2 separate regions of the Homo sapiens genome follow, and region 2 is linked to region 1. The links are chromatin loops, found by intact Hi-C in ENCODE. Cell type or tissue: heart right ventricle. All regions are shown on one strand. Each heading gives the region's core, and the rest is flanking DNA. Links, peaks and the distances in the headings are about the cores only.

What was found. Hi-C counts contacts between places; a loop is a spot of excess contacts. Peaks named below come from ENCODE experiments on the same cell type or tissue, not always from the same donor. Only the 100,000 strongest peaks of a DNase experiment are listed, where the experiment ranks them.
Region 2: it touches region 1 in a loop (8-fold over the local background); 18 of 110 quality-filtered maps call a loop at or near these places.

Annotation. Positions count from the first base shown.
Region 1 is chr3:40,312,931-40,328,288 of GRCh38, forward strand. It overlaps the pseudogene PGAM1P3. Among named protein-coding and RNA genes, the nearest start is that of EIF1B, 11 kb to the left of the region's middle. RefSeq lists a silencer at 1-2. In heart right ventricle, for the core only: a CTCF peak has its summit at 4,330 (motif pointing left); no DNase peak of the experiment used is centred there; H3K27ac peaks cover 1,632 bases.
Region 2 is chr3:39,699,712-39,715,069 of GRCh38, forward strand. No RefSeq gene overlaps it. Among named protein-coding and RNA genes, the nearest start is that of MYRIP, 100 kb to the right of the region's middle. In heart right ventricle, for the core only: CTCF peaks have their summits at 7,797 (motif pointing right) and 7,997; no DNase peak of the experiment used is centred there.

The sequences.
Region 1 (15,358 bases), core at 533-8,532:
TTCTTTTACTACATCATGATTTTGGTATGTGTTTCACCAAAGTGAACCAGAGCCACAGATGACAATGACCAGGGGTGATAGTGGTGTAAGAAATAACCACCAGCCACGGTGTCTCATGCCTATAATCCCAGCACTTTGGGAGGCCAAGGCGGGCAGATCACTTGAGGCTGGGAGTTTGAGACCAGCCAGGCCAACATGGTGAAACTCCATGTCTACTAAAAATGCAAAAAATTAGCTGGTGTGCACCTGTAGTCCCAGCTGCTTGAGGCTGAGGCACCAGAATCTCTTGAAACTGGAAGGTGGGGGTTGCAGTGAGCCAAAGTGGCACCACTGCTCTCCAGCCTGGGCAATAGAGCAAGACTCTGTCTCTTAAAAATACATATAATTTGCAGTTCTTAATTAAGAGATTTCTGCAGCTCATCTTCTTGAGTTCCAGGCTCCTTTCTATTAAGTAGTATTTACTTGGTTGCACGGGCCACGCCACTAAAACCATTTAGCCGATGCAAAGATGCATCTGCATGGGCAAACTTTTTAGCTTACTACAGTTGCATGAGGATGGTATGGAAAAAAAAAAAGTCTTATTTTGGGGCCAGTGAGCCCTAATGAGCCCTTGCCTATATTTTGGTGATACTGTTTTTGGGAAAACAAAATCAGCCCCCACAAAGTTTGCCTCTTAAAGACACTAAGTAATAATAGGTTTGTTATTTTCTCACCTCATCCTTCCTCCAATACAGTAAGACAGACAAGAAGTATACAGCAGAATATAGACCCAAATTTGATAAGCACATTTCTGGAAAACATCAATACAGTTTGATGAAGAAGATCAAGAAGTTTGGGAGAATTTTCCAAGTTACTAAGAACCTCCTACTTTTTCATCTGTAATATTGTATAGTAGCACCCTGTTGAGGGGTGCTGTGGAAATGGTAAAGCAGAAATTTATATTAACAGCCACATTCAAGTGCTGCCTAAATAGATAACATCTGCTGAGAGCTGAGCTAGTGCCAAGAAAATAATTTACATTAGATGGGAAAGAAAGCACCCCTCATCCTGGGACCCATAGACAAGCTCTGTAGTAATCACTTCCTGTGTGAGTCCAAAGTGGGTGGGATTAAAAGGCTTAAGGAAAACTTCCCTCTGGATTTCATGAAGAGCACCTTTCCTGATTCTCTTCCCTTCAGCCTATGAGTTCCAGCACCTGATTGGACTTTGAACTTGTGGGGCAGTCCCAATCTTTAGAGCAAGAAAGAGACGAGGAGGCATTGTATAACTGTGGAGGAAAGATAACATGTCTTAGAGATGCAGCAAACTGGCAGTAGCCAAACTGGATATCTCTCTGTGTCTTCCATGTTGGAAGGTCTTGATCTGCAGTTTCTTTAGTGGTTTATACTTCAGGGTGCACAATGCGTAATACCAAGTAGAAGACAAATAGGTTTATCCCTAGACTTTTAAACTTGGAGACGCCATTAGGAAGTTAAGACCTTTGGTTGAATCATAGCCTGGAGTAAAGTGCTGCCAGCAGCAATGTCCTCCACCTTTCAGTCCTGGCTCTCCTGAGGCCGAGGAAACCCCATGGAAGCAGTCTGATCAACCTGCTTAGGAACTCGAGTAACAGGAACTGTTCTCTTAACCATTCCAGAAACGGGGTGGCTCTGATCATATGGAAGGGACAGTTCTAGTTTCAGTCATGATGGCAGTTAGCCAAAATAACTTGAGAAATATGGAGCTGTAATGCAGGCTTCTGTGTGTCACGTGTATGCCACCAGCCTGGCTCCACCTAATGGAATGGGTAATGACAGCTTGGAAAAAGGCAACCTCATTCGACCACCTCCACACACCAGCTGCACTGGGTTTCTGAGGACTCCCCTTACCAAGCCAAAGGTCCATTTGGGAGAGAAACAAAGGCATGATCCTGCTGTACTAAATCCAAGAGAGTCCTCAATTGTGGACTGTGATCACTTGACAAGCAAGAGGTAGCCAGGTGACATTGTGCTTGTCTGGGATCAAAGGGCCAAGGGAATCAGCTAGAATTAAGCAGGAGCAAAATTATATAAAGAGGCCTCAGCATTGAACACTCTTCACATAGTCATGTAGGCACTTAACTCCTTTTTATCTGGATAATGGAAGCATGGAAAAAAAACCCATAAATCAGAGGATTAGGCTATATTTCTTCCTTCCTGGAAAACCATTCAGAGTGGAATTAATACTGATGAGAGGAGAGAATGCCAGACTCCTCCAATGTTCCTTACCCAGCATTATTGTGTTAGATGACTTTAGGGATTCTCTGAGCTACACGGGAGAACTTAAAATGGCAATTTAAGGCTGGGTGCGGTGGCTCATGCCTGTAATCCCAGCACTTTGGGAGGCCAAGGCAAGCGAATCACCTGAGGTCAGGATTCGAGACCAGCCTGACCAACATGGAGAAACCCCATCTCTACTAAAAATACAAAATTAGCCAGGTGTTGTGGTGCATGCCTGTAATCCCAACTACTCGGGAGGCTGAGGCAGGAGAATCACTTGAACCCAGGAGGCAGAGGTTGTGGTGAGCCGAGATCGTGCCATTGCACTCCAGCCTGGGCAACAAGAGTGAAACTCCGTCTCAAAAAAAAAAAAAAAAAAAAAAAACTGAAATGGCAATTTAAACTCAGCATCGGCTTGTGAGGATACCATCATGGGTCAGGTGGCTTACCTGGTAAGTCATCAGTCTGATTTTGAACCCACCACGGGTAGCAGTAGATCTGCTCTGGTATATAGATAGCTCTGCACCTGTGAACTGAGGGTGAGGGCCCTGATGCTGCATGATGCTGGATCTAGGTGCCTTCATCTCAAACTAGTGAACAGCCTACAGACATTTTTCATGCAAAAAGCAATGACATATAGATAGGCACCATTCGTTCAAGGCACAAAAGAAGCTTAAAGCCCCCACAGGGAATCTAATTGATCTCAGGCCTCATGCTCAGGCTTCAACTGCAGCTCCCTGTTCTAGTCTAGAGGGTTTTGAAGGCCTGAGGTCTATAGAATGGTCCAGAAGGAGGCTAGCTTTAACCCCAGAGTTTGTCTCCATGTGTCCTTTACCCATTCTTACCAGGGTGCCAGACCCCAGACCCCACATCCCGAGTCCACTGGCAAGGAACAACATACTGTCTGGAAAGTAGAGAGAGAACTTTTTAAAAATGTTTATTTATTTATTCATTTGTTTATTTTTGAGATGGAGTTTCACTCTTGTTGCCCAGGCTGGAGTGCAATGGCATGATCTCAGCCCACCACAACCTCCACCTCCTGGGTTCAAGTGATTCTCCTGCCTCAGCCTCCCGTGTAGCTGGGATTACAGGCATGCACCACCACGCCCGGCTAATTTTGTATTTTTAGTAGAAACGGGGTTTCTCCATGTTGGTCAGGCTGGTCTCGAATCCCAGCCTCAGGTGATCCGCCCACCTCTGCCTCCCAAAGTACTGGGATTACAAGCGTGAGTCACCGCACCTGGCGTTTTTATTTTTAAATTTATTTTTCCCTTTTAATTTTAGTTGACATGTAATATACATGTTTGTGGGATACAAAGTGATATTGCGATACATGTACACAATATAAAATCAAATCAGGGCGATTAGCATATCCATCACTTCAGACATTTATCATTTCCTTGTATTGTGAGTATTTTAAATCCTCTTTTCTAGGTTATCCATGTCAGCCTAAATTTTGTGGGGAAGACATCACCAGACAAGGATTTGGTAGAAGGTATAATTCCTTGAAGTAAGAAAAGGCCAACCTGGGCGCGGTGGCTCACACCTGTAATCCCAGCATTTTGGGAAGCTGAAGCAGGTGGATCATCTGAGGTCAGGAGTTCCAGACCAGCCTGGCCACCATGGTGAAACACCATCTCTATTAAAAATACAAAAATTAGCCAGGTGTGGTGGCACACTCAGGAAGCTGGGGCAAGCGAATCAGTTAAACCAGGGAGGCGGAGGTTGTAGTGAGCCGAGATCACATCACTGTACCCAGCCTGGGCGACAGAGCAAGACTGTGTCTCAAAATTAAAGTTAAAAAAAAAAAGAAAAAAGAAAAAGAAAAGGCCCACCCCCATAAACATCCACTCTTAGTGCATCACTGCCATTGACTTGTTAAAAAACGCAGAAAAGCTTAGCCCAATACTAGCATCAGGAAGAATAGTAAATGAGTGGCCAGACACACTGAATGGGAACCAGTAACAGCCCACTTGGTAGATGAAGTATGTCGAAACGAAATATAGGGTACCCAGTGAATGATGCTATTACAGAAGAAATTGAAGGGGGACGGATTTCTGTAAGTATGCAGTCCTTTATCACCCCCTTGTGGCCACTTAAACAACTGGAAGGCTCCTAGCAGTTTACATGCATTATAAAGGTTTAAGTTGCAGTCATCATTAAAGCACCAGCTGACAGGTTTGATTTTGTCATCACTCAAATGTGATCCAGAAATTAATCTAGCCAAACATTTATTATTACAATTCATATAAATCAATTGCCATTTTTCTTTACCTGGGAGAGACAACAATGTTTTCATGGTCTTGCCCTGGGGATATATAAAGCACCTCAGCTACTATCTACCACGGTGCTGTTAGAAGGAATTTAATTTAAATGTAAACAGAGACTTCTGTTTACAGCCTCCAGGGAATGAATGATTAAGCTAGAAAACAATCAAGACTCCTAAATTGTCGCTTGTTGAGAAACACAGTCTGGAATTTGCATACACACACCCTAAATATTCAGTGCTCTCAATCTAAACCACTGTCTTAGGCCAATACAGAAGTTAATGTGCCTTTCACTTATGAGGTTGCCTAAAGGCTTTAGTCTGGGAAAAGCAGCGACAGGATTCCTTAAAACTCCTTAATGCCATTCCAGTAGACCTGAAGAACCCAGAACAGGACTCATTTGGAAAACTAATCATTAGGAACGTACTCACTTGCAGAGCATCTGGCAGATCTCACCTGCACAGGTAGGGGAGGGCTAATGAGAGCTCAGTAGTAACCTGGAAATGGTGCTCTAGGGATTTGGTCCCACAGGAATCAACAGCAGCATCACCAGATGGGCCTCTGGTTAGAGATCCCCACAAGAGGTGTTAAGAGGTATAACTTAGGAAACTATCTCTTTAACAACAGATCCTTTGGGCCTTTTTACATTTTTATCAAGCATTGCCCCTCATTTTCTCACTTCTCTTACATTAATAATAAAAATAGCTAATTCCTTTTCAACACTTATATTGTAGGTCCTGCTCTGAGAATTCTACATGCATCAGCTCATATAATTCTTTTCACAGACATCATGACCCGGCATAGATTCCCTGGCTTACCATCACAATCACACCCCTTGCAAATATCATCTCCCCTTGATCCTTTCTCCTTTTTTTTTTTTTTAATTCATTTGACAAAACCCCAATCCAATCCTTGTTCAACCTAACTATCTGCTCCACAACAGCACATAACACCTGGAGATAGCTGGGGGGTGGGGGGGTGGGGTAGGGAAGATGGCTTTTCTTTCTTCCTTTCCCTTTACCAGTCCCCCCTCCATCCTCCACTAAGCAAGGTGAAGGCTTGGTCTTATCCGTCATTGAGATATTTGACCGTCTTCATTTTTCCACCTCCAAATCTACCCTTTGGAGGCAATGTTGCATACTCTGTCTTCTTTCCCATACAAGGCATGAAGTACACTTGCTCCACCCATCAAAACAAACCCCTCCATTTGTGTCCTGGGTACCATCTCCTCTTCTCCATAAAATACCACTGTAATTATCTCCTTTCTTCTGAATCATCAATTTCTTCCTCTCTACTGGATCATTTTCATCAGATGGAAACATCTAGTACTGCCCGTCTTTCAAGTAGAAGAAAAGAAAACCATTGATCTGACATTCCCTTCAGCAAACAAAGAAAGAGCCTGCTTCTTTACCCCCAAACTCTTTCCCCAGTCGGCCTCATCTAAGTAAATGGCACTGCCATCCATAGAATTGCTCAAACTTAAAACTTTATCTTTGAATTTTCCCTTCCTTTACTGCCTTTACCCCGTCCTATCTAATGGGGTCTTAGTGTTTCTACTTGCAAAATGTATCATATCCATCCTTTCCCCTACCCCCAACTTCTGACTAGTACACCTGACAAGCACCATTGTTTTGCACCCGGATTACTACAGTAGCTCTCCGGCTGGTCGTCTTGCATCCATTCACAACACAGAAGCCTGAGGATTCTCCAAAATTCACGTGAGATTATGTCAGTTCTCTGCATGAAATCTTCCGAAGGCTTCTCATTGCACTTAACATTAACTCCAAACATATTACAGTGGCTTACAGGATGCCACATCACCTGTTCCCTGCCTATCCCTTGTTCTTGCCATCTAGCCTCTGACTCTCCACTACACGACCAGACCCACTGGTCTTCAACCTTAAAGCATTTACACTACATGTTCAGTTGGTCCAGAATACTCTATCCTGCTCCCCATCTCCCTTCTTGTCCCTCAATTTCAGTTCAAACCTCATCTGAAGAAAGCCATCTCTGATCACCCAATCTAAATAAGCCCCTCACCACCCATCTCCCTCAGCACCACCCATCTCAGCACCCTGTATTTTGTTTTCTTTATAATACTTATCTTTATTTAACAACATCTTGCTCATTGTTTTGCTAGTTTACCTTGCATCTCCCTACCACTAACATGTAAGGTATACAAGAGATACTTGTAGGCGATGCTGTCTGTGCCTCACCCATATCCCTTGGCACTCACCTTTCCCACACATGTGCCCTGGATGCTCCAACTGCAAGCATCTGTGTCCAACTGCAAGCATTGTTTGAGGGCATTCCCTGGCCCCAGGAGCATGCAAGGGATGGAAATACTTGAGACTGGGGCAGGATGGAAATACCAAGGAGTTAACACCTGCCCCCTGCACCCCTCACACTAGCAACCTTCAATCAATGGCAGGTGGAAATAGCTATATAATTATCCCAGCTCACTTACCCTCAGGTAAGAAAAGCATGGAAGCATGGTCTATACTGACTCCCAGGATTTCCCAGCAAGATTGGACCTCAGTTGCCAATAACAGTAACCTGTCAATAAAGTATCATTTATTGGCTCCCTTCCCTTCCCTTCTCTGTCTCATTTTCCCATACCTCCACCTATGCTTTCTGAGATCACCTCCCAAATAAACTACCAGCACTTACATCCTTATCATAGCCTTCTGGAGGAACCCAACTTAAGATACCTTTGTACCTCCCAATCCAGTTTAGATCGGGGTATGAAATACAATAGGTGCTCAATAAATATTTGTTGAACAAATGAGTAAATCTCCCTCCCTGTGACCACCACTCACCCTTTGGGAAATTCCAGACTTATCTATTATACGTAACGTATCTGTGGGTCATTTTCCATTTTGAAGATATTTGGAGCCTGTGTATCTGAGGTGGGAAGAGAATAGATATTTGTAATAGGATTGCTTGAACATAATTATTTCTGGTAAGCCCTTTCCTTACTCTTTATTTCATGCTTCTCCCCTGGAGTAGGGGAAGAAGAAGGGAATTCAGTTCCAGGAGAAAGGAAGCTGGAAAAATGAATGCCTGGAAGGGACATATTCTACCAGGGCCTTGGAAAGACTTGGGTTCTAGGCCCCTTTGCCCTTTGCTGATATTTTCCTAGTGGCCTAGCTTGCCCAGATGCTGGCTGAGACTTAGTTATCTTCTTATCACATCATTCTACATATGCAAGAAGTATCCATGGGGAAAAGGATGGATTATTTAGTTGAAGGTGTTAGGAAATTTGGCTCAATAAAGAAAAAGCTGGGTCCCTACTCCATACCACAAACACTAATGGATTACAATGGATTAAAGACCTAATTGTGAAAGGCAAAACTATATAGGTTATCAAAGAAACCCAGAAAGATATGTTGTGACTGGGACAAAAAATAAGGTTAATTGGTCAAATAAGCTGGGTGCAGTGGCTCACACCTGTAATCCCAGTACTTTGTAAGGCAGAGGCAAGAAGATGGCTTATAGCCAGGAGTTCTAGGCCAGCCTGGGCAACAAAGCAAGACCTCGTCTCTATAAAAAAATTTAAAAATTAGCCAAGCATAGTGACACACACCTGTAGTCCCAGCTATGGGGAAGCTGAGGCAGGAGGATTACTTGAGCCCAGGGGTTTGAAACTGCAGTAAGCTATTATCACACCACTACACTCCAGCCTGGGTGACAGAGTGAGACCCTGTCTCTGAAAAAATAATATGGTAAAATATACATAACATAAAATTTATCATCTTGACTTTTTTATTGCATATCACTCCTTTGTTATACTAAACTAGAAAAAAATGTAGTACAGTTATTCTGAAAAAGAATGCTGGGACCATGTGACAGGGCAAAGCAAGTAGAACACGATTAAGAAATCAGGCACAGTGAAAGACACATTTGGACATGCTCAAGGGGCATTTCACTGCCACAAAACAAGGCAGGGGAGGGATTCTAAAATATACAGCAGAATGCACTTCTACCCTTAGAAGTCAAAAGGCGTATCCCATGTTGGTGTGAGGATTGGCTTACTTTCTGATGACCATACATGGGACTAACTATTTCAACTGCCACTAGAAACCCCAAAGTGGTTGTGTGTATGTGTATGTGTGTGTGTGTGTGTGTGTGTGTATGTATATAATATATATGTATATATATAGTGTGTATATACATACACATACACACAAATATATGCACACACATACATATATAGACAAAATTTAAGTTTCTGTGTTGAATTATGTGTTAAGTTTGTGTTGCATTTACTTTTACAAACATATATGTACACATATGTGTTGCAATTATATATAATATCTGTATTTTATATAGATAAAAATTATATATATTATATCTATATTTTATATATAGATATTATATATATAAATATGTGTGAATGCAACACATAAACTTAATTGAAGATTGATCCCAACCTTCTAAAGCCAGCTTCTGTGGTGTCAGGGAGGAAATAGTTGATTTTTTTTAACATTACTATGTAGGTTACATTTATCTTCCACTGAAATGACTAACCCCACCGCCCAAGTCAGTGACCTAACCACAGAAGGGCACAGGACTGGCTCCTGGGGTCAAATAGGCACTCTTGCTTCATTGCTTCTTGCTTCTTCATTGGTCATGCCTTAGCATGGTTCCTCCCTCTCCCCTTCTCAAGCTGGTCCCTAGTAAACATAGCCCTGGCAAAACCTAGAGTTACTACCACTGAACTCTCTTGGCTAAGAGAAGCCTTCCCTCAGTGTGGACTGAGAACCCATGCCCCAGAGACGCTATTCCAATCCAGCTGTATGAAGGGAGTGGGTGTAGGAGATACAATGGCTGAAAGGAAAATGGAAGCCACTGGTCCCCCATCTGCAGCTACAACTTAAGATGACTACGGCTGGGCACGGTGGCTCACAGCTGTAATCTCAGCACTTTGGGAGGCTGAGATGGGTGGATCACATGAGGTCAGGAGTTTGAGACCAGTCTGGCCAACATGGTGAAACTTCATCTCTACTAAAAATACAAAAATTAGCTAGGCATGGTGGCATATTCCTACTGTCCCAGCTACTCGGGAAACTGAAGCGGGAGGATCACTTGAACCTCAGAGGTGGAGGTTGCAGTCAGCTGAGATTGTGACACTGCACTCCAGCCTGGCTGACAAAGCGAGACCCCGTCTCAAAAAAAAAAAAAAAAAAATGACTATGGTCAGTGTGACATATGCAGAAGTGCAGAGGAAGGGATGGGCAGAGAGGGCATTCCTTGGGACAGTAATCTATCTGCTGGCCTTTATTTCTTGACCTTGCTCCCAATAGCCATAGCTTCCATGGCTTTATGCACAGTCTCTTCATCCCCCCCCGGGAACTACATGGGCTTGGTGGGCTTCAAGTTCTTGTCCAATCTATAGACAATGGGAATACCAGCTGGCAGGTCCAGCTGCATGAAGCCTCTTCAGAGACACCCTCCAGATGCTCAACAATGCCCCGAAAACTGTTGCCATCAGCTGCAATCAGCACCCATTTCCCCTCCTTGATCTAGGAGACTATCTCTTCTTTCTAAAAGGGCAGAGCTATGGCAGTAGTGTCCTTCAGACTTTCACAGGAGGGTAGCTGATCATTCTCACTGGTGTTGCCTTAGACGGGATGGTTGGGCTCCATCAGAGGTGATGAGACATCATAGGAGCACTTCCAGATCTTTACCAAGGCCTCCTCATGCTTGGCAGCAGCTTCTGCTTTATTAAGGCCAATTAGAACCCCATAGTGGCACTCGTTCCAAGTCCTCATTACAGGCATCCACATCTGGTCAATGGCATCCAGCACTGTGCAGATGGTCCAGATGGCTTTTTCTTCCACTGTCCAAGCCACCACGCCTCACAGAAAAGTATCAGGCTGATCAACCCAGATCCATCTAGGCCACTGCCACAAGGTCTTTTTAAACAGCTTTATTGAGATATAATTCACCTAGCAAAAAATTCAGCTATTTAAAGTGTACAGTCCAGTGTGGTTTTAGTATATTCCTAAAGTTGTACAACATCATTACAATCAGTTGTGGAATATTTTCATCACCCCCCAAAGAAACGTTGTACCCATTAGCAGTCATTCCTCATTCACGTGTTTTCTTCTAGGAATGTAGTTTTAGGTCTTACATTTAAGTCTTTGGTCCAGTCTCAATTAACTTTTGTGTATTGGTATAAGGTAGGAATCCAAATTCATGCTTGTACATGTAGATAACCAGTTATTCCAGCACCATTTGTTAAAAACACTAGTCTTTCGCCCATTGGATCATCCTGGCACCCTTATTGAAAATCAATTGGCCGTAGATGAGAGTTTATTTCTGGACTTGCAATTCTATTTCATTGATCTGTTTATGTATCTTTATGCCAAAACCACACTGTCTTAATTACTGCAACTTTGTAGTGAGTTTGAAATTGGGAATGTGAGTCCTCTAACTGTTCTTTTCCAAGATTGTTTTGGCTTGTCCATGTCTCTTCCAGTTCAGCTAGTTACAAAGTATCATTTTGCCTCTCATCTGAGGCTGTGTCCTGTACATAGGTTTTTCTCAGGAACCTTGTCGGGAGGTCTTGAATCAGGAGTGACTGAATGCCCTAGCCATCTTCCCAGCTCATGGTATCCCAATCTCATCTTTATACCAACGCTATAAACTACCTAGCCCAACTATGTCACTCAACCTGGCTCCTAAAATCCCAGCCTGAGCCAGAGTCCTTCTCCCCAAATGCCTGAGGGCAGAGCAGCTCCACGATAAAACCCAAGTAAGCTCCCCGGGTGTTTGCAGTCTCACAATGATTGGGTTTTCCTCTGCTAGGAAAAGAGAGAGAATTTAAAAATATGTAAACGTAAACAACATTTATTTTGAAAATGTTTTCTTTTTCTTGTTTTTCTTGCTATGGGTTTCTATTAAATCTAAATTAGTATAAGAATCCTAGAAGAAAGCCTAGGAAATACCACGCTGGACATGGGCCTTAGGAAAGAATTTATGACAAAGTCCTCAAAAGCAATTGCAACAACAAAAAAAATTGACAAATGAGAGGTAAAGAGCTTCTGCACAGCAGAGGAAACTGTTAGCAGAGTAAACAGACAAGACAACCTACAGAATGGAAGAAAATATTTGCAAACTATGCACCCAGCAAAGGTCTAATATCCAGAATCTATAAGAAACTTAAATAATTAAACACGCAAAAAACAACAACAACAAAGAACTGCATTAAAAAATGGGCAAAAGACATGAGAAGACACTTTTCAAAAGAAGACATACAAGTGGCCAACAAACATGACAAAATGCTCAACGTCACTAATCATAAGAGAAATGCAAATCAAAACCACAATGAGATACCATCCCACCGCAGTCACAATGGCCATTATTAAAAAGTCAAAAAACAGCAGATGTTGGTGAGGCTGTGGAGAAACGGGAACACTTATAATACTGTTGGTGGGAATGTAAATTAGTTTAACTACTGTGGAAAGCAGTTTGGAGATTTAAAACAGAACTACCATTTGACTCAGCAATCCCATTACTGTATGTTCATTCAAAAGCAAGCAAATCATTCTACCGAAAAGACACATACACTCACATGTTCACTGCAGCACTATTCACAATAGCAAAGTCATGGAATCAACCTAGGTGCCCATCAACAGTGGATTGGATAAAGAAAATGTGGCATATATACACCATGGAATACTATGGAGCCATATAAAAGAATGAAATCATGTCCTTTGCAACAACATGGATGCAGCTGGAGGCCATTATCCTAAGAAAATTAAAGCAGGAACAGAAAACCAAATACCACATGTTCTCACTTATAAGTGGGAGCTAAACATCAGGTACTCATGGCATAACGATGGCAGCAATAGACACTGGGGACTACTAGAGTAGGGAGGAAGGGAGAAGGGCAAGGGTCAAAAAACTAACTGTTGGGTACTGTGCTCAGCACCTGAGTGACAGAATTATTTGTACCCCAAACTTCAGCATCACACAGTATACCCAGGTCACAAACCTGCACTTGTACCCCCTGAATCCAAAATAAAAGTTGAATAGGAAAAAATAAAATAAAATAAAGTTCTGTAATGATACTTTAACACAAACTTTTTCTGTAAATATTAATAGTAAATATTTTAGGCTCACAGGTTGTATGATCTCTGCTGCAAATACTCAACTCTGCCATTGAAGCAAGAAACTGCCATAGAGTATATAAATGAATGAATGTGGCTGTGTTCCAATAAAACTTTATTTATAGACACTAAAATTGCAATTTTATATAATTTTCAGATGTCACAAAATACTATTCACCTTTTGATTTTTTTTCACTAACCATTTTTAAATGGGGGATAATTCCTTTCTTAACTATAGTTAACTATACTTTTTGGACCACATGAAAACAATAGGTAGGACAGAATTTAGTCTGAGATCCACAGTTTTCTGACCCTGGATTTAATGTGACACAGGAATCATGGCACTTGAAGGAACCACACACTGAACCAAGAACTTTTGATTAAGCAGCTCATTCCAATTAAAATAGTATTTGCAGCACCACAGTTGGCCTCAGGTTTTAACCTGAAGCCCCTAAAAGTAGGTTAGCCCAGTAACAGTGGATAAAAGCCTATTTAGAGAGACATTTCCAAAGCATGCCAGAGAGAGACCTGAGTTAGAGGCCACTTGGCCTTAAGGTCCTTGGATATTTTCCCCAGGTGGTCAGGGCCATGTTAGTACCTGTGTCCGAGGACCGAAATTGCCTCCATGGATTCCAGAGTTGCAACACACATCCTTGTTCAATTTAGAGAGGGAGAGAAAAAAATAAAACATCATTCAGAATTGCCTTTTTGACACAGGCAGTGTTGGTGTCATGAGGACTTTTTGCTAAAAGGCCTAGATTCTGTCCTGGCTCTGCTGTCAGCTCCTGTGACCAGGAGACGCTCTAAGCCCTGACTGCCCAGTCAAAATCCTGGTGCTGTTGATTTCTAGCTGTGCCATATTAGAAATCAAAAAGCCTCAGTTTGTTGATTTCTAACAAACTGAGAGATACCTCCATTTCCATATATATAAAGTGGAGATATATCTCCCAAGCCTCTGTTTCCATACCTATAAAGTGGAGATGATGATGATAGCCTCAGGGACTCATTGTGGGGATTTTATTGCATAGTGCTTTGCACATAATATGCATTTAACAAATGTTAGCTTTTCATTATTACATATCAAGGGAGAAAACATTGGTCATGCTATCTTTATGGAAATCAAAGAGGAAAGGATATGAAAATGTGAAAGGGTGAGATCTAATGTGGAATTTCAATCGTCTTTTTACAAGCAGAGCTGTGGAACCCTGGGACTAACCCTTTGTAGTTATAGCTCCATTTTTTTTTTTTTGGCAACTTTTCTCTTTTTTTTTTTCTTGATCAGTGTTGCCAGAGGCTTATCAGTTTTTATTCTTTCATCTTTTCAAAAAACCAACCTCTAGCTTTAGTGATTCTTCCTATTACATGCTTATTTTCTGTTTTATTAGTTTCTTCCCTTATGAGTTTTCTTCCTCCTACTTTCTTTGCATATTCTTTTTGTAACTTCTCAATTTAGTTGCTTAGCCCATTAACTTTTAACTTCTTTTCGAATGTAAGCACGTAAGGATGTAAATTTCCCTTGCGCAGCCTGCAGATTTTGATATTTAGTATTTTTGTTAACATTCACGTGCAAACATTTTCTTTTCTTTCTTTCTTTCTTTTTTTTTAGACGGAGTCCCGCTCTGTCGCTCAGGCTGGAGTGCAGTGGAGCGATCTCAGCTCACTGCAAGCTCCGCCTGCCGGGTTCACGCCATTTTCCTGCCTCTGCTTCCCGAGTAGCTGGGACTACAGGCGCCCGCCACCACGCCCGGCTAATTTTTTGTATTTTTAGTAGAGACAGGGTTTCACCGTGTTAGCCAGGACGGTCTCGATCTCCTGACCTCATGATCCGCCCGCCTCGGCCTCCCAAAGTGCTGGGATTACAGGCGTGAGCCACCGCGTCCGGCCTACATACAACCATTTTCTAATGCCTGTTTAATAAGGTGTCCTCCACTCCTTGGGGAGCTCTGTGGTCTATCGCCCTGCTCAAAGCCTTCAGAAATACGCAGTGCTGTTGGCATCCTCCTCAACCTTGTTCGTTTTCACTACTTGTGGCAAAACTAATTCAAATATTACATGTGGATATAATTAGGTGTTAACTGATTTCCTTGAAGACAGCATTAACTTTCCACTTTCTCATTATCTTGGGTGTTTCTATGCCTCACAGTGTGGCAGGGATATTTTTACTCTGCTTTAGTTAACCGCAAATCCACAGGTGTGTTTTGTACTTTCACTAGTTGAAAACTGGTAGATGCAGTACTCACACATGGCCAAGAGATGGTGCTATTGACCCATTTAGGTCCAGCCTTTATGTTTTGTATGCTGTAGTCATCTAATTTGCTTGCTTGTCTTTGAGTTTGTTTCAGAGAAAAGGTCCAACATCAGAAGAGTTGAGAGGTTATATGATACTGGCTAAACTCTTAGATCCTCTAGGCACTCAAGAAAAAAACATAACAAATAAAAACTCTGGTTTTAAAGATGCAGAGAAATGTCTGGCAATGCACCCTCAGGGGACCTCTCATTCCAGAAGTCTAGAAACCTCCCAGAAGGAAGAAGCACTTGCTTTCCTGTGTCCCTATGTTTGCGAAAGCTACTCAGCCATTCCCTGGAGAGGTTTCTCTTGGTGCAGTCTCTCAGCTGACGTTTTGGATCACAAATGAGCAGTCCGCACATAACTCAATTTCAAGAGTTAAAAATCTTAGCCTTTAGTTGGGAACAATTTTCCAACAAACAGGATGTGGAAGTGATGTTATCTGAGGGA
Region 2 (15,358 bases), core at 3,525-11,524, 610 kb before region 1:
GAACCCAGAAACAAATCCACACACCTACAGCGAACTCATTTTTGCCAAAGGTGACAAGAACATACATTGAAGGAAGGCAGTCTCTTTAATAAATGGTGCTGAGAAAACTGGACGTTTGTATTCAAGAGTGAAATTAGACCCCCTGTCTCACCATATACAAAAATAAAATCAAAGTGGATTAAAGACTTAAATCTAAGGCCTCAAACTATGAAACTACTACAAGAAAATATTGGGGAAACTCTCTAGGACAATGGACTAGGCAAAGATTTCTTGAGTAATATCCCACAAGCAAAGCGAACCAAAGCAAAAATAGACAAATGAGATCACATAAAGTTAAAAAGCTTCTGCACAGCAACAGAAACAATCAACAAAGTGAAGAGACAATGCATAGAATGGAAGAAAATATTTGCAAACTATCCATCTGACAAGCAATTAATAACCAGAATATATAAGGTGCTTAAACAACTCAATAGGAAAAAAAAAAAAAATCTAGTAATCTGATTTTTAAAAGGACAAAATATCTGAATACATACAAATGGCAAACAGGTATATGAAAGGGTGTTCAACATCATTATCATCAGAAAAATGCAAATAAAAACTACAATGAGATATTATCTCACTCCAGTTTTAAAAATGGCTCTTATCCAAAAGACAGGCAATGGGGAGGATGTGGAGAAAAGGGGGCCCTCGTACACAGTTGGTGAGAATGTAAATTAGTACAACAACATGGAGAACAGTTTGGAGGTTCCTCAAAAAATTAAAAATAGAACTTCCATATGATCTAGCAATCCTACTGCTAGGTATATACCTCAAAGAAAGGAAATCAGTATATTGAAGAGATATCTGCATTCTCATGTTTATTGCAGCACTGTTCACAATGGCCAATATTTGGAAGCAGCTGAAGTGTCCATCAGCAGATGAGTAGATAAGTAAGAAGGGTTGGGACATGGAGAATGAATTAAGAAGGCCTAATTCAAGGCCGGGCGCAGTGGCTCACACCTGTAATCCCAGCACTTTGGGAGGCCAAGGTGGGCAGATCATGAGGTCAGGAGATCGAGACCATCCTGGCTAACATGGTGAAACCCCATCTCTACTAAAAATACAAAAAATTAGCCAGGCGTAGTGGCGGGAGCCTGTAGTCCCAGCTACTTGGGAGGCTGAGGCAGGAGAATGGTGTGAACCTGGGAGGCGGAGCCTGCAGTGAGCCGAGATAGCTTCACTGCACTGCAGCCTGGACGACAGTGCAAGACTCCATCTCAAAAAAAAAAAAAAGAAAAGAAAAGAAAATAGGGTACATACACACAGTGGAGCACTATACAGCCATAAAAAGAATGAGATCCTGTCATTTGCAACAACATGGATCAAACTGGAGGTCATTATGTTACGTGAAATAGGCCAGGCATAGAAAAACTTTAGATGTTCTCACTTATTTGTGGGAGCTAAAAACTAAAACAATTGAACTCATGGAGGTAGAGAGTAGAATTATGGTTACCAGAGGCTGAGATCCATAGTTGGGGGTGGAGGATAGTGGGAATGGTTAATGAGTATGAAATTATAATGAGATAAAATGAACAAAATCTAGCATTTGATAGCACAACCGGGTGAATACAGTCAATAATAATTTATTGTGCATTTAAAAATAACGAAAAGATTATAATTTGATTATTTATAACACAAAGACAGGGTACATGCTTGAGTTGATGGATACCTCATTACCCTGATGTGATTATTATGCATCATATGCCTATATCAAAATATCTCATGTACCTGATACATATAAACACCTACTATGTTCCAACAAAAAATAAAAATAAAAACAAAAATAAAAATTAAAACATTTTAAAAGGCAGCTTCACAAATGAGCCAGTTAGTAGCACTTTAAAATTGTGTAAATAATATGTTGAAGAAAAGAGAATTTCACAAAAAACTGGAATGCATAAACAAGATTCAAATATAAATTCTAGAATTAAAAATTACTGAAATTGTCCTATGACCCACAAATGCTACTCCTAAATATATAGTAAGCAGAAATATCCCAAATCTTCATTGAAATATGTATACAAATATTTATAGACACATTAGGTCATAATATCACCCAACTTTGTCTTGTTCAAGTTTGCTTTGGTTATTCAAAGGTTTTAGTTTGTGTATTAATATAAATTTTAGGATTTTTTTCATTTTCTGTAGGGAATGCCATTGATGGAAAAACATTAAATCTGTAGATTACTTTGGTTAGCATAAATATTATAGCAATTTTAATCCTTCCTATCTACAAACCCGAGATGTCTTTCCATTTATTTCTTTAATGTCCTTCATCAATGATTTGCAATTTTCTGTGTACAAGCCTTTCACTTTGTTGGTTAAGTTTACCATTAAGTATTTTATTAATTTTGTTGCTATTATAAATGGGATTTTTTTCTTAATTTTCTTTTGAATAGTTCTTGTTAGCATATAGAAATACCACTGATTTTTGTATATTAATTTTGTGTCCTGCACCTTACTAAATTTGTTCATTAGTTCTAATAATTTTTGGTGTTGTTGTTGAATCTTTAGGGTTTTCTATATATGTGATCATGTCATCTGCAAACAGAGATAACTTTACTTTTTCCTCTCTGATTTGAATGCCCTTTAGTTCTTTTTCTTGTCTAATTGCTCTGGCTAGAATTTGTTTGATAGAAGTAGTGAGAGTGGGCATCCTTGCCCTGTACCATATTTTAGTGGAATAGGCTCAAGTTTCCTGATTCTGATGTTAGCTGTGAACTTCTCACATATGGTCTTTATTGTGATGAGGTAAGTTTCTTCGTTCCCTGTACTGAGAGTTTTTATCATGACTAGATGTTAAATTTTGTCAAATGCTTTTTCTGCATCTATTAAGATAATCGTGTGGTGTTCTCTTTTATTCTGTTAATGTGGTTTGTCATATTTATTGATGTGTGTATATTAAATCAGCTTTGAATCTCAAAGCTAAAACCCACTTGGTCATGGTGAATAACCCTTTTGTTTTTGTTAGTTTGTTTTGAGACGGAGTCTTGCTCTATCGCCCAGGCTGGAGTGCAGTGGTGTGATCTCAGCTCACTGCAATCTCCGCCTCCCGGGTTCACACCATTCTCCTGCCTCAGCCTCCCGAGTAGCTGGGACTACAGGCGCCCGCCACAACACCTGGCTAATTTTTTTTTTTTTTGTAGAGACGGGGTTTCACCGTGTTAGCCAGGATGGTCTTGATCTCCTGACCTCGTGATCCGCCCGCTTCAGCCTCCCAAAGTGCTGGGATTACAGGCGTGAGCCATCGTGCCCAGCCGTGAATAACTCTTTTAATGTGCTGTTAAATTTGGTTTGCTATTATTTTGTTGAGGGCTTTTGCATTTGTCTTCATTAGGGATATTAGCCTGTAGTTTTGTTCTCTTATGGTATCTTTGTCTAGCTTTGTTATAAGGGCAATGTGGCCTCATAAAATGAGTTTGAAGTATTCTATCCTTTTTATTTTTTGGAAGAGTTTAAGAGGGATTAGAATTAATTTTTTTAAGTGTTTTGTAGAATTCACCTGTGAAACTATCTGGTCATGGGCTGCTGTTTTTTGGTTTTTGTTTGGAGCATTTTGATTACTGAGTCAATCTTATTTGTTATTGGTCAGTTCAGGCTTTCTATTTCTTCTTGATTCAGTCTTGATACGTTGTATGTTTCTAGAAATTTTTTTTTTAGGTTATACAATTTGTTGGCATATGACTGTTAATAATAGTTCCTTATGATTCTTTTAATTTCTGAAGCATCCATTGTAATGTGTCCTCTTGCATTTCTGACTTATTTATTTTAGTTTTCTCTCTTTTCTTAGGCTAGCTAAGAGTTTGTTGATTTTGTTTATCTGTGTTTAAAACTTAGTTGTGTTTATTTTTTCTATTGTTTTTCTAGTCTGTATTTCAATTTATTTCTGCTCTAATCGTTATTTCCTTCCTTCTGTTAGCTGTGGGCTTATTCTTCTTTTTCTAATTCCTTGAGGTATAAATTTAGTTTGTTTATTTGAGGTCTTTCTCTTTTTAAATGTAGGTGTTTATTGTGATCAACCTTCCTCTAAGTGCTGTCTTTGCTTTACCATAAGTTTTGGTATACTGTGTCTTTATTTTTGTTTGCCTGGAGATATTTTTAAACTCCTTTTTTGACTTCCTGTTTACTAAATGGTTGTTTATGAGTGTGTTGTTCAGTTTAGTTTCCACATATTTGTGAATTTTCCCATTTTCTTACTGCTATTGATTTTTAGTTTTATTTCACTGCGGTCAGAAAAAATACTTGGTTTGACTGTGGTCTTATTAAATGTATTAGTACTGGTTTTGTGAACTCACATGTGATCTATCCTGGAGAATGTTCTGTGTGCACTTGAGAATGTGCATTCTCTTGCTGTTGAGAGGAAAGTTCTGTATGTGTCTGTAAAATTGACTTGGTCTATTGCGTTGTTCAAATATACTGTTTCTTTGGTGATTTCCTGTCTGGATGTTCTATCCATTATTTCAAATGGAGTAACAAAGTCTCCTACTGTTATTTTGTGGCTGTCAGTTTCTCCCTAATTTAGCTCTGCCAATATTTGCTTTATATATTTAGGTGCCCTGATGTTGAGTGCATATATATTTACAATCTTTCTGTTGAAATGGCCCTTTTATGAATATATAATGAACTTTGTCTTTGGAGACAGGTTTTGACTTAAAGTCTATTTTGTCTGAGAGTCCAGAGTCTCCTATTTTGCCATCTTGCTGATGTCACCTGCCTCAGGAGTGGTTTCTTTCTTTCTTTCTTTTTTTTTTTTTTTTGAGATGGAGTTTCGCTCTTATGGCCCAGGCTGGAGTGCAATGGTGTGATCTGGGCTCACTGCAACCTCTGCCTCCCAGGTTCAAGCGATTCTTCTGCCTCAGCCTCCTGAGTAACTGGGATTATAGGCATGTACCGCCACGCCCGGCTAATTTTGTATTTTTAGTAGAAACGGGGTTTCACTATGTTGGTCGGGCTGGTCTCGAACTCCTGACCTCAGGTGATCCACCTGCCTCGGCCTCCCAAAATGCTGAGATTACAGGTGTAAGCCACCTCGCCTGGCCAGGAGTGGTTTCTTAAAGCATCTTTTTGAGTAATTTGACATTTAAGGAGCCTTGATAGAAAGTTCCAGGATAAAGGCTAAGTGTTCTCAAGGAGAATGACACATAGCCCATTCAGACCCCATCCCTCGGTGGGTGGGGATTTAACTGGATAGGCCGCTGGCTTGGCAAGGCAGCTTTTGTCAACCAAGGGCAATCTGGAGAGCTCACATGTGTGAACCTCATATGTGTGCAATCTTTCAGAAACAGGGAATGGCTGTCCCAGATGGTAAAGAGAATTTGGGGGGGCATTAACAAGGTCTGCTATACCTTCCCTCTATTGAAAGCTGCTAAGAGAGTGGGACATAAATTTCTGGGAGAGACATAAGAAGCCATGTATTTCATGTTACTACAAAGTTAATAAAACAGGACATTCAGGACCCCTACCCTTGAGTGCTCTAAAGATAGATATGTGTTTGGAGAATTTTCCTTGAACATACCCAATCCCTCCTTCTTGGATTTCCCATGAAAAGAGTTGTTCCCCTTTTCTACAAAATTGGGGCTATCATAAATTCCTTATTCTTGCCTCCCAAAGAATTAACCCAGAGGAAGTTAAACTTCTTATATAAGCATAGTCAGAGGACTGTTCTTACTGAGGACCTCTGGAGCCCCCACAAAAAAGCTGACTATCCTCCCACACCCATCTCACAACCTTTTTAGCCACAGTAACATAGACTATCTAGGTAGCTTGCTATAAATTGTAACTAGAGCTGAACTTCCTGATGAGTCATGTATCAACTCTCTCTCCCTCTTTCTTTTAGTTTAATTTTATTTGAATACAAGTAATGTGCTTAGACAGATTTAAAGGTCAGTATCCCCAGAGAGTAGTCTTCCACTCTCCTTTCTGAGATGCGTATGTCTGACCATCAGTATTTCAGTATCAGATAGTGAATGAGGCCCACAAAGTTTCATCATCCAGAATGGAGGCCAATTTTCTCTGCACAACATCTCACCTCAGCTATGCAAGGCTTTCCAGAAAGTAATTCTCCTTTTCTCTTGCCAGGACACCACTGATTTCCCTGCAGTAGGGGAGCTGATGGATAGATTCTACCAGCTATTAAACTATCACTGTATCTTTTTTTTTCACATTCACCCAACAGAGACCTTCACTTCTTTAGAAGTAATTCGTGTTTCTAATTCATGTGTCTTCTTTGGGTTCTGGGGTCACAGTTCACACATGTTTCTTGTTGCCTTTACCATCTCCAGCACCAGGTTTATGCTTTACCTGGTTAGCTAAGTCAGTTATCAGGTAACCGTTTCACTTTTGGCCTTTTGAAATTTATGGAAATTTGTAAAATCTCCAGATTTTTGTTGTTGTTGTTGTTTTGTTTTGTTTTCTTTTTTGAGATGGAGTCTCGCTGTCACTCAGGCTGGAGTGTGGTGGCGCAATCTTGGCTCACTGCAACCTCTGCTTCCCAGATTCAAGAGATCCTCCCACCTCAGCCTTCGAGTAGCTGGGATTACAGATGCCCACCACCACGCTCGGCTAATTTTTGTATTTTTAGTGGAGATGGTGTTTCACCATGTTGGCCAGGCTGGTCTTGAACTCCTGGCCTCAAGTGATCCACTCATCTTGGCCTCCCAGAGTGCTGGAATTACAGGCAGGAGCCACCGTGCCCGGCCTGTTTTTTTGTTTTTGAATCGGAGTCTCGCTCTATCGCCCAGGCTGGAGTAGAGTGACGGGATCTCAGCTCACTGCAACCTCCGCCTCCCAGGTTCAAGCGATTCTCCTGCCTCAGTCTCCTGAGCAGCTGGGATTACAGGCGCAGGCCACCATACCCAGCTAATTTTTGTATTTTTAGTAGAGACGGGGTTTCACCATATTGGCCAGGCTGATCTCAAACTCCTGAGCTCAAGTGATCCACCCACCTCGGCCTCCCAAAGTGCTGGGATTACAGGCGTGAGCCACCACGCCGGCCTAATCTCCAGTTTTGACTAATCTCCTATTCTTCTTTTTATAAGTTGGTGGTCTTCCTATTTTTTAACTCTCACCTTTATGAGGTTTGTGAGGGGTAGATATATACATTTGGATTCAGCCTGCTGTATTTTTGGTTCAGCCTTTTCAGAAGTTTGTCTACTAATTGACCTTTCTCTGTAGACCCCTTACTCACTTCCATAATAACTATCAAGACAGCCTGAGGTGGATTGCAGAAAAGATATGACTTTTAAAAGTTTTACTTCTAAACAAAAACCCAGGGAGAATGGGGCCAGGGGGGGAGGCAAAATCTGAAATGGGAAAATGTCAACTAATTTCCACCATACTCTTGCTCTATCCAAACAAGTTGCATTTTTTCCTGGTGCGCTAGAAAGATTGCTGAGGCTGACAGTGCCACTTCTCCAAATGCTAGGAACCAAACTTTAAATTGGCTCTTCCAAAATCTATTAAATGGGGTCTTCTAGACTTTCTGATTTGCAAAGATAGGCTATAAAAGATTGCTTCTGTTAATTTGTGTTGTGAGCATTGTTGACCTCATCCTTAAGTTCACAGGGAGCTTATTCAGTCATATAGATAATCTGTCCCTTCTTGGTGGTCATCAAAAAACACACAAGTTCTGAAAAAGAGCATCTTTTTTACTGTACTTGCCCGGGTTCAGGGTCCAGATTACAATATTTTTTGAAAATATGGTCCTATTTCCAACTTGGTTTCTTTCTTATTCTGAAGTGTGATCCCATATATGGCCATTAGGGGGTGCAAGAATTGTAATACACATAAGGCCCTCCTAAAGAATGCCACTCAGATCTTTTCTGCTTAACGGGCAAAGTGGACCTTTTTCTTTTCAGAAAAATTTCGGAAAAAATGTTCAAACAACCCTACCTTTAAAAATTTTGTACAGATCACCAAACACAAAGGATAAAAAATGGAAAAACGACTTAATGGCTAGACTACTGGTCCATGTTTCAAAATGAAACCCATTGATTCATACATTCAACAAATATTTATTAAGCACCTACACACCAGGCACTGAGCCAGATGTCAGAGATTCAGCAACAAGCGCCCAATCATGCATGACTTCCAGGCTCCCAATCACATTCTCATATTTCCTACCTATGAGAATTCTGAATTTACTCAGACTTTCTGCAAATGACACCAGGATATTTATACTTTAGGGGAATTGTTGACTAAAGATTAGTAGAGAATCCTTTTATCTTAACTGGGTTAACAAGATTAACTAACAGATTTCTTTAAGAAGGTCATAAGGACAAGGTTTAGAAAGTTAGAGATATCCATCAGAAGAGGTTTTAGACCAAATTCAACACCTTTCTACGCAAGATACCATTGGGTAAAACTTTAATGTTACCCTTCATTGTTTATTGGTTCTGGGCTGGTGATGTATCCATCCTTTAGTTGTTTCAAAGGGCAATCATATATGGGGGTCACCCTCCACTCCAATATTAGGAGGGAAAAATAAAAAGTTTATCCACCATGAAGCGCCATTGGTACAAACCTGTCAGTGCTTCTTCCCCAAAGTAACCTACATCCCTCTTATGTCCAAGATGATGGATAATGATAACATCAAATTGCAGCTTCTCTTTCTTCACTTAAGGCTTTTTCTACTCTCTAAAGAAATATTTCAAATTAGCAGCAAAAAGTTATGTGCAAGAATATCACATTCATTCATTCATTCATTCACTGTCTTCCTTTGTGGTAATATAAAATAATCTCAAGGAAGTTGAGCAACCTAGGTATTTCTTTACCTTCCTTTCCTTTTGACAGTTTACCATCCCATATTTTACCAGATCAAGAATGTGTTAGCATGTGGCAAATGGTCAGGAAGTCCTTTGGGCTTAATAAGAAAAGACTATACAGGATATAAGATATATGCTCATCTTTGTATTGGCTTTGGTGTGAAATATGGTCACCAACAATTCTTGAGCAGTATTTCTCATTAATCCAACCACTGGGAAGAAGTGGATTTATTTCTCAGCCACAATGCAAAAATAACTGTAAATAAATAAATAGATGGATAGATAAATAGGTTAGAGGACCCACTTGAATTAGATGCTACTTCTGGGACAAGCAAATATGACTAGAGGGTGGAGTCATGAGAGGATATTGGATGGGAACTGCATGGCAGAGGGGGAGGAACAGTTCTCAGAAACAGGGGCATGTTTCCAAAAGAATGGCCATGCTGTGAAGACAAAGCAATAGGTGTACACTGTGGATGCTGTCCTTTTTTACTTTCAAATTAATTCCAGCTTTTAAATATGGAGTTAATTTAGAAATGGTTGATAAGGAAAAGAACTTTGACTTTTTCTGATTCAATAAAAGCAGGTAAAAACTTTCAAGAATGGATACTGTTTAAAACTGTACTAAGAAATTTTTGGAATCATCCCAGATAGAGTGCAATAAAAAGTAAAATATCATCAAATATCACAGATCCCAAGAAGCTTCAAAAATGAATCTTTCATCTAACATAAATTAAACTTAGCGCAATTCCTGGCGAAAGCCACTCTTTCCCTGACCCTATAAAATATCTAATTTCCAACTTTTCCACTTTGATATCTAAGGGCTAGCAGCAACAGAATAGGAGCTTATTTTTAATTGCTTCATGTATAGAAAGAAGGGTGATCTCTAGAGAAACATAGTTTGAAAGTGTCTGAATTTAGCACCTTTAAATTATCAGTGGCAAACAGCAGAATCTGCATCTGGCAGGGGAAAGATTTTCAAGTACGAAATTGAATTTAGTTCCTGCAGACTGCAAAAGCCCTAAATATAAAACTTTGGGAGAGGCATAAAAGTAGTTGTGTCTAATTTGCTTAAAGGAATCGGTTTTTGCTTTGATTGTATAAGAAGATCCATCCTTTAATTAACAATGTGAGGAGGAATTTTAAAATATTTTGATTTCACATTCAAAGTTAAATTAAAATAGTTTAATTCATATTTTTAAAGATTAGAGATAGATTTTACTTGTTAAAGATTGTTGCATAATACCTACTTAGAAAATTTTTTTTACTGAGGCTTGGCATACATCTCAAGCATAGGGCTCAGTGAATTTTCACACATGTGTATATCTGTGTGACCACCACCTAGATCAAGATATAGAACATCTCCAGCATTACAGAAGGCCTTAGTATACTCCTATATGGTCAATTCCTACTCCTACACAGGACCCCAGAAATAACTACTTTTCCAACTTTTATGACCATTTGGATTTTATCAAAATATAATAATTTAACATATTTTTAAAATGTCTGGCTTTTTGGGGTGCTCAGTATTATTTCTCTTATATTCATCTCTGTTGTTTCATGCAGCAGTGATTTATTTGTTCTCATTGCTCTATATTATTTCATTCAGGCCATTTCAGGGTTTGCATGGTACCACACTGTATGAATATAAAACATTTTAATTATCCAACTACTATCTTTTGATAGATGTATGCATTTATTTCTCTTAGATATTCCCCTAGTCATAGAATTGATGAACTATTGGATAGGCAAATGTTTTGGTTTACCACATAATGCCAGCCAATTATCCAACATGATTGTACAAATCACACTGAAGGAAGAAATAAGAGTTCTCATTGTTTCACATTCCTAACAGCTATTGGTCATAATCAAGCTCTCCAGTTTTAGTCACCATGATGATTTTAGTGCTATTTACAGTGGTTTTACTTTTCATTTCCTTAAATACTACTGATATTATACTTCTTTTCATATGCTTGATATTGTTGGGTAGAGGTAGAAAAATAAAATCTCTCTACTAAGACTAAAAACACAGCTCTCTCCTTTACCTGGGCTTGATGTTAACTTTTAAAAAGTAAATAATATAAGAAATCAATGTATAAATTTCCAGTAATACTCATGGGGCTCTTGGAAGAAGAGAAGACAAAATAACCTGGAAGAATATGTCCTCAACCTACACTGTATAGAATTCCCATAGGTAAAATTCTGTTAATGATTACTTCACAACCCAAAATTATAAGACATGAGGAAATTCAGTTGGTTCTTTGTATCCTCGGGTTCAACCAACTGCAGATCAAAAATATTTGAAAAAAATAAATATAAAAATAACAATACAACTCTAAAAATAATAAAAAATGTAAAAGTACACTATAACAACCATTTACATAGCATTTATATTGTATTGGGTACTATAAGTAACCTAAAGATAATTTAAAGTATATAGAAGGATGTGCATAGGTTAAATGCAAATGCTACATCATTTTATGTAATGAATTCAAGCATCTGAAGATTTTCATACCCACAAGGAGTCATGGAGCCAATCCTTTGAATACCAAGGGACAACTGTAATCCACAGTGATGGAAGAACTACATATATGATATAATAATATGATAGAGAATATACATTAGAGATGTTTAAACTAACTTTTGAAAACTTTCTGATTCTGGTCATGATAGAATAATGGGTATTAAAATTACTATCCTTTTTATATATAAAGAGACATTTAATGTTCTGAACCACAGATAGTATGGATCTGTGATCCCTGAAAGGAAACATAAAACACATGAAGTAAACTGTGCATTCATTCTGGTACCCAAGGCATCTGTGGGCACTTCCAAAATGTTAACGTAGGGAAGGGAGCCCAAGGAGAGAGCAGTTATTTCCTTGAAAAAAAAAAAAAAAAGGAAACACACGCATAAATGAAATTCAGAGCTACTGAGGCAAATGGAATTTTTGGAGCACAGAAGCAAGGAGAGAGAATTGTACAGAGAAGGAACCCCAGAAATCTGCACTGGGGCCCTCTTAAGTCTTTGGCCAAATAATAAACTGTTCATGGCAGCATGAGACTCCACAAGGCCTCACAGAGAAGAGCTATTGAGCTATAAAATGAACAGAGATTCGATTCATCTTTGAGATAAATAGATTATGGAGGTGACACAGGAATGGGTGATTCTTAGAGTTCTGATCAGCCAGAGTGACATGATCTCACTGAGCACCTGAAAATTCAGTTGAGATTCCAAAAAGGCCATAACTTAAAAGTGCAGATTCTCTATCACCATCCAAATAAAGACTAAAACCAAGACTTGATATAATAAAGCAAAGTCACCGCTAAAGTAATTGTCAGTTAAAACAATACTCAACATGTTTTAAGGGGAGTCAACATAATGTAAACTCTCAACGATATTAACAGCCACAATGTCCAGAACACAATAGAAATTTTTAAGACATGCAAAAAGGCAGGAAAATGTGAACTCTAATCAGGAGGGAGAAAAAGTCAATAGAAGCACACCCCAGGAAAATATACATGCTTCAATTAGCTGACAAAGACTTTTAAAAGTTTATATAAACAAATTTAGGGACATAAAGAAAAAGGCAGACAATGAGTAAACATATGGAACATCTCAACAAAAAAGATAAAAATATTTTTTAAGAAAACAAAATGGAAATACAAGAACTGAAAACTACAATATTTGAAATTTAAAATTCACTGGATGAGCTTAACAATAGAGTGGGAACTGGGTAAAAATCAGTGAACTTGAAAACAGAAAAATAGATACTATGCAAATGGAAGAAGAGAAAGAAAAAAATACTGAAAAAGCAAACATATCTTCAGTAACTTGAGGGAAAACATCAAATGGTTTGATATAGGAGTACTTGGAGTCCTAGAAGGAGAGGAGAGAGATTAGGCCCACAAAATATTTGAAGAAATGACTAAAAGTTTTCTAAATTTGGTTTAAAAAATTAATCCAGAAGTCCAAGAAGCTCAACAAACCCAAGCAGAATACACACAAGGAAAATCACACCTAGAAGCATCATATTAAGCTTGATGAAAACCAAGGTAAACAGAAAGTTTTGAAAGAAGTGTTACCGAAATGCCAGGGGTTTGGTCCAGGTACTTTTGCTTGCCACATAGAAAGCTGATTACTGGAACAGTGAGTATCGCCAGAAAAGAAGGCTTTATTCAAGTGTTGCAGCCAAGGAGAATGGCAGATCAGTCTCAAATCCGTCTCACGTGACTAAAATTAGGTGCTTATATAGCAAGGAAGAAATGTAACCATGTGTGGGAAAACAGAAATTAGGGAGGGGTAAGGAAAAGGAGTTGGTCAACAGAAAGCAGGTGGTTGGTTAGGCAATCATAGTGGGTGAGAGGTCTGGTGTCTCATTGTCCAGATGCAGTGATCTGGTAAGTTTCAGTACTTTGATACTATCTGGAAGAACTGATGGTTGGTTTTCTGAGAGAGGACCTCAGATAAGACAAATGTAACTTTCTCAAGTTTTAAGAATGGGAGGGTCAATTTCTATGTTTATGCAAAAGAAGCCATAAACATCAGTTCCGTGGGACAATTGGGCCATTTTCAGAAGCAAAGGAAAAGAACGCATATTATACGTAGGCAGTAATGATAATGAGAGGTGACAGCGTGCTGGCAGTCCTCAGAGCCCTCGCTTGCTCTCGGCACCTCCCCTGCCTGGGCTCCCACTTTGGTGGCATTTGAGGAGCCCTTCAGTCCCCCACTGCACTGTGGGAGCCCCTTTCTGGGCTGGCCAAGGCCGGAGCCCACTCCCTCAGCTTGCAGGGAGGTGTGGAGGGAGAGACAGGAGAGGGAACCGGGGCTGTGTGCGGCACTTGCGGGCCAGCTGGAGTTCTGGGTGGGCGTGGGCTTGGTGGGCCCCGCACTCGGAGCAGCCAGCCAGCCCTGCTGGCCCCGGGCAATGGGGGACTTAGCACCCCGGCCAGTGGCTGCGGAGGGTATACTGGGTCCCCCAGCAGTGCCGGCCCACCGGCTCTGCGCTCGATTTCTGCTGGGCCTTGGCTGCCTTCCCACGGGGCAGGGCTCGGGACCTGCAGCCTGCCATGCCTGAGCCTCCCACCCCCTCCGTGGGCTCCTGTGCGGCCCGAGCCTCCCCAACGAGCGCCACCCCCTGCTCCACGGCGCCCAGTCCCATCGACCACCCAAGGGCTGAGGAATGCGAGTGCAGGGCGCAGGACTGGCAGGCAGCTCCACCTGCAGCCCCGGTGCGGGATCCACTAGGTGAAGCCAGCTGGGTTCCTGAGTCTGGTGGGGACATGGAGAGTCTTTATATCTAGCTCAGGGATTGTAAATACACCAATCAGCACCCTGTGTTTAGCTCAAGGTTTGTGAGTGCACCAATCGACACTCCGTATCTAGCTGCTCTGGTGAGGATGTGGAGAACCTTTATGTCTAGCTCAAGGATTGTAAATACACCAATCGGCACTCTGTATCTAGCTCAAGGTTTGTAAACACACCAGTCAGCACCCTGTGTTTAGCTCAAGGTTTGTGAGTGCACCAATCGACACTCTGTATCTAGCTGCTCTGGTGGGGCCTTGGAGAACCTGTGTGTGGAAACTCTGTATCTAACTAATCTGATGGGGACGTGGAGAACTTTGGATCTAGCTCAGGGATTGTAAACGCACCAATCAGCGTCCTGACTAAACAGGCCACTCGGCTCTACCAATCAGCAGGATGTGGGTGGGGCCAGATAAGAGAATAAAAGCAGGCTGCCCAAGCCAGCATTGGCAACCTGCTCGGGTCACCTTGCACACTGTGGAAGCTTTGTTCTTTTGCTCTTTGCAATAAATGTTGCTACTGCTCACTCTTTGGGTCCACGCTGCTTTTATGAGCTGTAACACTCACCTTGAAGATCTGCAGCTTCACTCCTGAGCCCAGCAAGACCACGAGCCCACCAAGAGGAATGAACAACTCCAGACACGCTACCTTAAGAGCTGTAACACTCGCCGCGAAGGTCTGCAGCTTCACTCCTGAGCCAGCGAGACCATGAACCCACCGGAAGGAAGAAACTCCGAACACATCTGAACATCAGAAGGGACAGACTCCAGACGCGCCACGTTAAGAGCTGTAACACTCACCGCGAAGGTCCGCGGCTTCATTCTTGAAGTCAGTGAGACCAAGAACCCACCAATTCTGGACACAATAAGAACAACATTTTTTCTCAAGCACAATGCTAGCCAGAAGCCAATGTAACAACATAATTAAGATGCCCCAAGAATAAAACAGTTAATCTAGAACTATACATCTAGCATATTTTTTAAATGAAGGTGAAATATAGGCTTCTCAGAAAAACAAAAGCTGAGGGAATTCATTGCCCACAGACCTGCCCTAAAGGAAGGTCTTTAGGGCAGTCTGTGTGCCCTTCAGCCTGAAGGGCAACAATGAAATAATACGAGATGGAAACTTAGATTTGCATAAAGGAGCAAAGACTGCCAGAAATGATAAATACATGGTTAAACAGAAAAGCTTTTCTCATTCATAACAGAACAAGAATAATAACAGTGTGGTGTGGGATATATAGCTTATATAAA